Regions from separate parts of the Homo sapiens genome. Here region 1 is linked to region 2. Evidence: chromatin loops called from intact Hi-C (ENCODE). Cell type or tissue: Calu3. All regions are shown on one strand.

The links. Hi-C counts contacts between places; a loop is a spot of excess contacts. Peaks named below come from ENCODE experiments on the same cell type or tissue, not always from the same donor. Only the 100,000 strongest peaks of a DNase experiment are listed, where the experiment ranks them.
Region 1: it touches region 2 in a loop (2.4-fold over the local background); 1 of 110 quality-filtered maps calls a loop at or near these places.

The regions. Positions count from the first base shown.
Region 1 is chr3:89,744,891-89,749,890 of GRCh38, forward strand. No RefSeq gene overlaps it. Among named protein-coding and RNA genes, the nearest start is that of EPHA3, 640 kb to the left of the region's middle. In Calu3, no CTCF peak of the experiment used is centred here; a DNase peak (open chromatin) is centred at 2,871.
Region 2 is chr3:89,695,554-89,700,553 of GRCh38, forward strand. No RefSeq gene overlaps it. Among named protein-coding and RNA genes, the nearest start is that of EPHA3, 590 kb to the left of the region's middle. In Calu3, no CTCF peak of the experiment used is centred here; DNase peaks (open chromatin) are centred at 2,068 and 4,418.

The DNA of each region.
Region 1 (5,000 bases), 49 kb after region 2:
AGTTTCCTGTTCTCCACATCCTTTCCAATACCTGTTATCTTTTGTCTTTTTGGTAGTATTTGTACTAACAGGTATGAGGTGATATCTCATTGTGGTTTTGATTTGCATTTCTCTGCTGATTAGTGAGGTTAATGTACCTAGTGGACACTTTTATATATCTTCTTTGGAAAAATGTTTACTCAGATCCTATGCCCATTTAAAAAATCAGATTATTTGAGATTTTTTACTGTTGAGTTGTATGAGTTCTTTATACTTTTTATATATTAACTTACCGGATACATGGTGTGCAAATGTTTTCCCCATTCTTCAGGTTGCCTTTTCTTTTTCTTTATCTTTTTTCTTTTTGGCCATGCAAAAACTTTTTCAGTTGATGTATTCCGTTTATTTTTACTTTCATTGCCTGTGCTAAGACAATATCAAGAATCTTTTTCCATAAGACTTTTTCTTGGAGTTTTACAGTTTCAGGTCTTACATTTGTCTTATGCCATTTTGAATTGACTTTTGTGTATAGTATAAGAAAAGTGTTTATTTTCTCCCCCCACCCCCTGACACCCCCGTGACTATCCAGATTTCTGAACATCATTTATTGAAGAGACTATTCTTTACCCATTGTGTGATCTTAGTGCAGTTGCCAAAGATTAGTTGACCATATATGCATGGGTGATTTCTGATTTCTGAGCTCTCTATTCTGTTTCATCAGCGTATGTGTCTGTTTTTATGCCAGTACCAAACTCTTTTGATTACTGCAGCTTTGTAATACTATTTGAAATCAGAAATGTCATGTCCCTAGGTTTGTTCTTATTTCTCAAGATTGCTTTTGTGGTTCCACATGAATTTTAGGATATTTTTTCCATTTCTGTGAAGAATGTCATAGGAATTTCGATAAGGATTGTGTTGAATCTGTAGATTGCATTGGGCAGTTTGGACATTTTAACAATATTCATTCTTCTAATTCAAGAACATATATCTTTCCTTTCATTTGTATCTTTTTACATTTCTTTCATCAATGCTTACAATTTTTGGTGTACAGATCTTTCACTTCCCTGGCTAAATTTATTCCTGGGTACTTTTTTCTTCCTGATGCTATTGTAAATGGGATTGCTTTTTAAATGGCTTTTTCAGGTAGTTCATTGTTACTGTATAAAAACACAACTGATTTTTTGTGTGTTGATTTTGTATCCTGCCACGTAACTGTGCTGCACCCATCAACTCGTCATTTAAATTAGGTATTTCTCCAAATGCTATCCCTCCCCCAGCCCCCGACCTGTCGACAGGCCCTGGTATGTGATGTTCCCCTCCCTGTGTCCATGTGTTCTCATTATTCAACTCCCAATTATGAGTGAGAGCATGTGGTGTTTGCTTTTCTCTTCTTATGTTACTTTGTTGAGACTGATGGTTTCCAGTTTCATCCATGTCCCTATAAAGGACATGAACTCATCCTTTTTTATGGCTGCATTGTATTCCATGGTGTGAAATCATGTTCTCATCTGTATGACACAGATGTTAATATTGTCCTTATGAAATTATTGTGAGAATAAATAATATAGTATATATGAAACACTTTAACATGTATGATTATAAAGTAGTTGCACATGCAATCGTAAGCTAACTAGAAAAAAAAGTATTAATTTTCTCTTATCTACTGCATTCTCTAAGAAAGCTTTAACTATTCAAATGTGTATTTTTTTAATCTCAAAAATTTATTTTGCAAGTTCAGATGTTTCTGCATCTCATGTTCGTAAAGAAGCATATTCTAAATTTCTTTTCAGAATCCTAAATTAAGAATTCTCTAACCTCAAATTACATTAACAATATTGCACAATATACTAATAAACAGGCAGAAAGTGACTGTGTTCTCAAATCTCCTACTTACAAATAAAAATGATAGAATGTTTATTCATAACTAATGAAAACTAACCTGGTATAGGTATACAAAATTAAAAAGTAGATACTGGGAATATTTAAAACTTTAACATTGTATTTTTATTAAAATACCGCCCTAAAATTATTTCAGGATTTTGTTTCATTTGCATAAAGCCAACTTAAAATGCCTCAATAGTTATCTGATAACTATTTCAGTTTATGACAATGAAGTATCAGAATTAGTCTGAATTTTTTAAAAAGTGAGTCAATAAATTCATATTTCCTAAGTTCCAACTATGATAAGCTGCAAATAACATTTTAATAATACGTTAAATTAGAAATTTAGACTGAGACCCTAAATTTTGACATTCCAATTACTGACTAACATATAAAATTATCAAAAATTAAATATCCAAAACCACTTTGGTGACAGTCAGTCCCCTCTCTCAGAGCTAGGGTATAAATGTTGGTGATTCAGAGACAGATTTACAAAGGTGCTCTTTGTATTCTGGGAGTTTACCTTTTCTTCCAGGGGAGAAAAGTAAAGGGGTGCTTTCTACTCCATCCAGCCTAATAAGATGGGTTTTAACAGCATCTGTCAGAGACCTAGATGTGACTCCTCTGCAGCTGGGAGCAGGCCACACTGGTGAGCAGCTTCGGTTGGAAAAAATCTAAGGTGATTTCTGGCTCACATTTTATAATACAAATCGGGGAGAATGAATTCAAAGAGTGCGTATGTATATGCATTTTTCTTTTTTAATATTATTTAGATGTGCCATTTTTAATGAACCTACTTTTAATTTCAGTGTGATACTTGAAAAATGATACTTTATTTTACTTTGGAGTAATTATAAAAGCGGGGAGGAGGAGCCAAGATGGCCGAATAGGAACAGCTCAGGTCTACAGCTCCCAGCGTGAGTGACGCAGAAGATAAGTGATTTCTGCATTTCCATCTGAGGTACCGGGTTCATCTCACTAGGGAGTGCCAGAGAGTGGGTGCAGGTCAGTGGGTGCACACACCGTGAGCAAGCCCAAGCAGGGCGAGGCATTGCCTCACTCGGGAAGCACAAGGGGTCAGGGAGTTCCCTTTCCTAGTCAAAGAAAGGGGTTACAGACGGCACCTGGAAAATCGGGTCACTCCCACCTGAATACTGCGCTTTTCCAACGGGCTTAAAAAACGGCGCACCAGGAGGTTACATCCCGCGCCTGGCTCGGAGGGTCCTACACCCACAGAGTCTCGCTGATTGCTAGCACAGCAGTCTGAGATCAAACTGCAAGGCGGCAGCAAGGCTGGGGGAGGGGTGCCCGCCATTGCCCAGGCTTGCTTAGGTAAACAAAGCAGCTGGGAAGCGCGAACTGGGTGGAGCCCACCACAGCTCAAGGAAGCCTGCCTGCCTCTGTAGGCTCCACCTCTGGGGGCAGGGCACAGACAAACAAAAAGACAGCAGTAACCTCTGCAGACTTAAATGTCCCTGTCTGACAGCTTCGAAGAGAGCAGTGGTTTTCCCAGCACGCAGCTTAAGATCTGAGAACGGGCAGACTGCCTCCTCAAGTGGGTCGCTGACCCCTGACCCGAGCAGCCTAACTGGGAGGCACCCCCCAGCAGGGGCACACTGACACCTCACACGGCAGGGTACTCCAACAGACCTGCAGCTGAGGGTCCTCTCTGTTAGAAGGAAAACGAACAAACAGAAAGGACATCCACACCAAAAACCCATCTGTACATTACCACCATCAAAGACCAAAAGTAGATAAAACCATAAAGATGGGGAAAAAACAGAGCAGAAAAACTGGAAACTCTAAAAAGCAGAGCGCCTCTCCTCCTCCAAAGGAACGCAGTTCCTCACCAGCAATGGAACAAAGCTGGACAGAGAATGACTTTGACGAGCTGAGAGAAGAAGGCTTCAGATGATCAAATTACTCTGAGCTACGGGAGGACATTCAAACCAAAGGCAAAGAAGTTGAAAACTTTGAAAAAATTTAGAAGAATGTATAACTAGAATAACCAATACAGAGAAGTGCTTAAAGGAGCTCATGGAGCTGAAAACCAAGGCTTAATAACTACCTGAAGAATGCAGAAGCCTCAGGAGCCGGTGCCATCAACTGGAAGAAAGGGTATCAGCAATGGAAGATGAAATGAATGAAATGAAGCGAGAAGGGAAGTTTAGAGAAAAAAGAATAAAAAGAAATGAGCAAAGCCTCCAAGAAATATGGGACTATGTGAAAAGACCAAATCTACGTCTGATTGGTGTACCTGAAAGTGACGGGGAGAATGGAACCAAGTTGGAAAACACTCTGCAGGATATTATCCAGGAGAACTTCCCCAATCTAGCAAGGTAGGCCAACATTCAGATTCAGGAAATACAGAGAACGCCACAAAGATACTCCTCGAGAAGAGCAACTCCAAGACACCTAATTATCAGATTCACCAAAGTTGAAATGAAGGAAAAAATGTTAAGGGCATCCAGAGAGAAAGGTGGGGTTACCCTCAAAGGGAAGCCCATCAGACTAACAGCAGATCTTTCGGCAGAAACTCTACAAGCCAGAAGAGAGTGGGGGCCAATATTCAACATTCTTAAAGAAAAGAATTTTCAACCCAGAATTTCATATCCAGCCAAACTAAGCTTCATAAGTGAAGGAGAAATAAAGTACTTTACAGACAAGCAAATGCTGAGAGATTTTGTCACCACCAGGTCTGCCCTAAAAAAGCTCCTGAAGGAAGCGCTAAACATGGAAAGGAACAACTGGTACCAGCCACTGCAAAATCATGCCAAAATGTAAAGACAATCGAGACTAGGAAGAAACTGCATCAACTAACGAGCAAAATAACCAGCTAACATCATAATGACAGGATCAAATTCACACATAACAATATTAACTTTAAATGTCAGTGGACTAAATGCTCCAATTAAAAGACACAGACTAGCAAATTGGATAAAGAGTCAAGACCCATCAGTGTGCTGTATTCAGGAAACCCATCTCACGTGCAGAGTCACACATAGGCTCAAAATAAAAGGATGGAGGAAGTTCTAGCAAGCAAATGGAAAACAAAAAATGGCAGGGGTTGCAATCCTAGTCTCTGATAAAACAGACTTTAAACCAACAAAGATCAAAAGAGACAAAGAAGGCCATTACAT
Region 2 (5,000 bases):
CACAGCTCAATGAGAGTGAAGTTCTATCCTAGGCGAGTAACTACACTCAGTTCCCAGTCAGGGGCTACAGTATCTCCCTGGGAGAAGCAAGTTACCAGTATTTCATATAAATTCCTCTCCCCAGCCCCCTGCAGCTTGGCTTTGCAAAGCTAAATTTCAGGTGAGTAAGGCTGATATTGGGGTCTCTCTTCATTTTCCCAGCCCTCACTCATAGGTGGAAGTTTGATGCCAGGAATGGTAGGCAGGGAATACTGTGGCCTCAATCACCTACACCCTAGCAAACTCACAAGGTTCCCAAACTCACAAGGTTCCACACCAGGAAAGGGAAGCCAAAACAACCAGAGTCTACTTTCCCTGTCCAGCACCCTGCTCATAAATGAGAAGCATCATGCCAGGAGAAGTGTGCCACTGGCCTTGCCCACTGCTCCGGATCCCCAGTTCAGAGATTATACACAGGAAAGACAAACCATAGGAATGGGGAGATCCAAAAATCTCCCTCCCACCAACAAAATGACTTTATTCAGAACAGGGTATAGGAAAGTTTAGAACTAAAAGTCCTCTTGAATCAATGGAGATTCTGGTGGTTTGCAATGAAAAGAAGGCTAGTAGTGTAACTGAGTCCCCAGATTTTTCTAAGAGATAGTTTATTTTCCTCTTTCTTCTTTCTTTTCTCTTTCATCCTTTTTTCCACTCCCACTTAGCTCTTTAGAAATGCAATTATAGCCTTCTACTTCCTTTTCACCAGACACTCTCTACAGGGCAAGTTCATCTGACTATGTGTTTAGAAGTTCCAGCGCTAAACTCTTACACACCAGGAGGTTGCCTTGAGAGATAGTCAATTTACAGCCCAAAGTTACCTGCTAGAGAGTTCTTTGGCTGCCTTTACAGTGTATCTCTGCCCATGAAGCCACCAACCCAACTGCTTGGTAAATAAGGCACTAAAGCAAGTATGCAGGCTCCACACCTGCTCACTTCTGCCTCTGTGTAGTCCCCCCACTTTAAAAGTGCCCACATTCTGCTTCAAAAACAAAGCAGTATCCTTAAGGCAGAAAGCCTCTACTTCTTCCCCTAAGCAAGCTTTGAATGAAAAAGTCACTTTCTTTATACCAGACCTTGCTCTTGTTAATTGGACTCTGCAATTGGTGAGGTACTGAACCTGTGCTTTGGTTGCATGAGAAGAAGAAAAACTATACATCAGCTAGTTTACCAAAGAGAAGCAGGAAAATGAATGGCTAAGAAGGTCTTCGTGGGGTCAGAACAAACCTCAAAACTGGCCTTGTTAACAGTGGGTAGCTTATCAACCATGAGTGGGCAGGAGAGGGCCTCCCCTCCATCCCCCCATATCCCCCCACCCCCCACCACCAGGAATGTCAGATGACCATCAGGTGATGGGCAGGTGGTTGTTACACTGTTTCTCTAAAATAATAATGGGTCGTAGCTGGTGCCAGGAAACAGCAGTCCTCCAACAGAAAAAACCCAAGACTGGTGATCAGAAACTTCCTGTTAAGATCTCAGGAGTTGGGCGAGTGGGCTCAAGCATGCATATTAAGAGGCAAAATGGCAGAGTTTACCTGGTGTATGACCTTCTAGGAACACTCGACTGGTAAGGGAAGAATACCCCAAGCATGCATACCTACAACTCCAGTAAACACACTGTGTGTGCAGCCCCTCCCAAGTGCCAGCAGGCCACTGCGCATGCAGATGGCCCACCCTAAGGGAAGAATCAGGGGAGAAGTAATGCAAGACCCCAGAAGCATGCTGGCATATAGAACCCCAAGTCAAAAGGTCAAACCATGCACTTAATCTCTCAAGTTGCCCTCTTGGCCCTCTTCCAATTGTACTTTACTTCCTTTCATTCCTGCTCTTGTAACTGCCCAAGGGGTTTACCTAGCCTGCCTTCTGGACAGAGCTGATTCATCAAGATAAGGGAATTGCAATAGAGTAATTCACACAGAGGCGGCTGTACAGGAGACTGGAGTTTTATTATTACTCAAATCAGTCTCCCTGAGCATTCCGGGAGCAGAGTTTTTAAGGATAACTTGGTGTGTGGGGGTAAGCCAGTGAGCCAGGAGTGCTGATTGGTCAGGACGAAATCACAGGGAGTCAAAGCTGTCTTCCTGAGCTGAATCAGTTCCTGGCTTGAGAGGCCACAAGATCAAATGAGCCAGTTCATTGATCTGGGTGGCGTGGCGCCAGCTGATCCATCAAGTGCAGGCTCTGCAAAATATTTCAAGCACTAATCGTAGCAGCAGTTTAGGGAGGCTCAGAATCTTGTGGCCTCCCGCTACATGACTGCTAAACTGTAATTTTTAATCTTGTGGCTATTGTTAATCTAGTCTCCAGGCAAGGAGGAGGTCTGCTTTGTGAAAGGGCTGTTACTATCTTTGTTTAAACTATAAATTACAAACTAAGTTTCTTCCAAAATTAGTTCAGCCTATACCCAGGAATGAACAAGGACAGCGTGGAAGTTGGAAGCAAGATGGAGTCGGTTAAGTTGGATCTCTTTCACTATCTCAGTCATAATTTTGCAAAGGTACTTTCACTCTAAAGCTTTTTAATAAGCTTTCACCTTGGCTCTAAAACTTGCCTTGGTCTCTCTCTCTTTCCCTCAGTCTAATTCTTTCTGAGGAGGTAAGAATTGAGGTTGCTGCAGACCCATATGGATTCACCACCACTAACAGCTTCAAAATCTTTCCCTACAAAATGACTCATATTTAACGGATCAGAATGTGGAGCAATTTTTACTTTAGGTTTTTGTTGAAGACAATAGAATGATCAGCTGATATTAGTGGGACCTAGCAGCAGGATGTGATACTAACAGAAGTCTGAGCAGAGCAAGCAGGTAGACAGACAGTCAAAGAAAAGCCCTGTTAAAACCACAGTCATCCTAGGGTGACTGTATTCATGCCTAAGGCAGCACCTTCTTAGAAGTGACACCAGAAGCTTCACATTGTAGGGAAAATAGATTTCACTAAGTTATTTTGGCCAAGTTACTAAAAAAATAAGCAAGTTCATGTGAGGGGAAAAAATTTAGTACCCAGAGTTGCTACAACATATACTCTCAAATGTCTAGTTTTTAACAATAACAACAAAAATACGAGACCCGCAAGGGAGCAGGAGTATGACTCATACACAGGGGGAAATACCAGTAAAAAAAGGCCAAATGTTGAAGTAAACACTCAAAAACTTCAAAACACCAATGGTAAATATGTTCAAGAAAGGAAAGGGAATCATGCTTTACAAAAGTAAAGGAAGTTTTGGTTTTGAGGGTTTTTTTTCAAGATGGCAGATTGGAGGCAGTGTTAGCATGCCTCTCCCACTGGGACGCACAGAATAGTGGGTACAGATTCACACTGAGAAATTTTTCCCCTAGAACCACCACAGGAACATAGAAGGAAAACCAAAAGAATCCACAGACCCTCTGAAAGAAGCGACAGGCTACAGCCTCCTCCATGAGACAGGCAGAACACTGTACATTCCCAGAGTGTGAGAGGTGGAGAGTCTGCCTCCAAGCACACATCCCTATCAAGTAATCTGAAAATCCAGATCATGGTAGAAGGCCTTAACCCTACCCAGAGCTGGAGTGGATTCAGGAAGTGGTGTGAAATATACGAGTAGAAGCAGCAGCGGGAAGTGCATTGTAGGCATTTTCAGTGTCCAGAGTGAACGGAGGAAAGCCATTCCTGACTATGCCTCACAGGGGCCCTTGGGGAAGTCAGTCAATGAGTTCAGGGAGGGGTCACAGGGTGAAAGAAGCTCCCAGATGAATTTTGTGATATAATCTTGAGTGGGGACAAACTCCCTTGAACAAAACCAGGCGGATGAATGGGAAATGTGCTGCAGACACAAGCACAGAGCCGGGCACCTGGCCTCACAAGCAGACAGGGAGAGGCGTGGTCTGAGAGCCCTGATTGCTGTCTCTTCAGGGAAGTTTATGGCCTGGGCAGGTCTGAGTTCTGTGTGCAGACTGCCAGAATCTAAACTCATTGTTGTTGGTGGAGGACTGTGGGAGCAAGACCGGCCTCACCAACTGCATGGGAGCTGGATGAGGCTTACTGCTGCCTGCTACTCTCTACTCCTTTTGCTAACTTTTCTGTACAGCAGATACAGTTATATGTCCTTCTGGAACATTACCCCAGTGGCCTGAGAACCAGCCCCTATCTCCAACAGGAGCTGCACTCTGTCTTGCCCAAGGAGAATCTGAGTTCAGACCAACCTAAACCTGCCCCTACCTGGTGATATTTCTTCACCCACCCTGGTATCTTAACACAAAGGACATAAACTTTTGGGAGCTTTATGTTCTCACCCATTGCATGAGTAACCAGAATACTTCCCCTGGACAGCTTAGAGCAAGTTTAAAATCCCACTGCTACTACCACAACTGGTGCTCTCTTGAAAGCGCCACCTCCTGGCTGGAGGCCAACTGTATTGATTCATTCTTATGTTGCTATAAAGAACTGCCCAACACTGGGTGGTTTAATTAAATCACAGTTCTGCAGGGCTGGGGAGGCCTCAGGAAACTTACAATTAGGGCAGAAAGAGAAACCAACACATCCTTTTAACATGGTGGCAGGAAGGAGAAGAATGACTGCCCAACAAAGTGGGAAACTCCTTATAAAACCATCAGATCTCATGAGAATGCACTCACTATCACAAGAACAGGATGGGGGAAACTGCCCACATGATTCAATTATCTATACCTGGTCCCTCCGTGACACATGGGATTATGGGAACCACAATTCAAGATGAGATTTCCGTGGGGACACAGCCAAACCATATTATTTCACTCATGGCTCCTCCCAAATCTCATGTCCTCACATTTCAGAACACAATCATGCCCTTCCAACAGTCCCCCAAACTCTTAACTCATTTCAGCATTAACACAAAATTCCAAGTCCAAAGTCTCATCTGAGACAAAGTAAGTCCCTTCCATCTATGAGCCTGTAAAATCAAAAGCAAGTAAGTTACCTCCTAGATACAATGGGGGTACAGCCATTGGG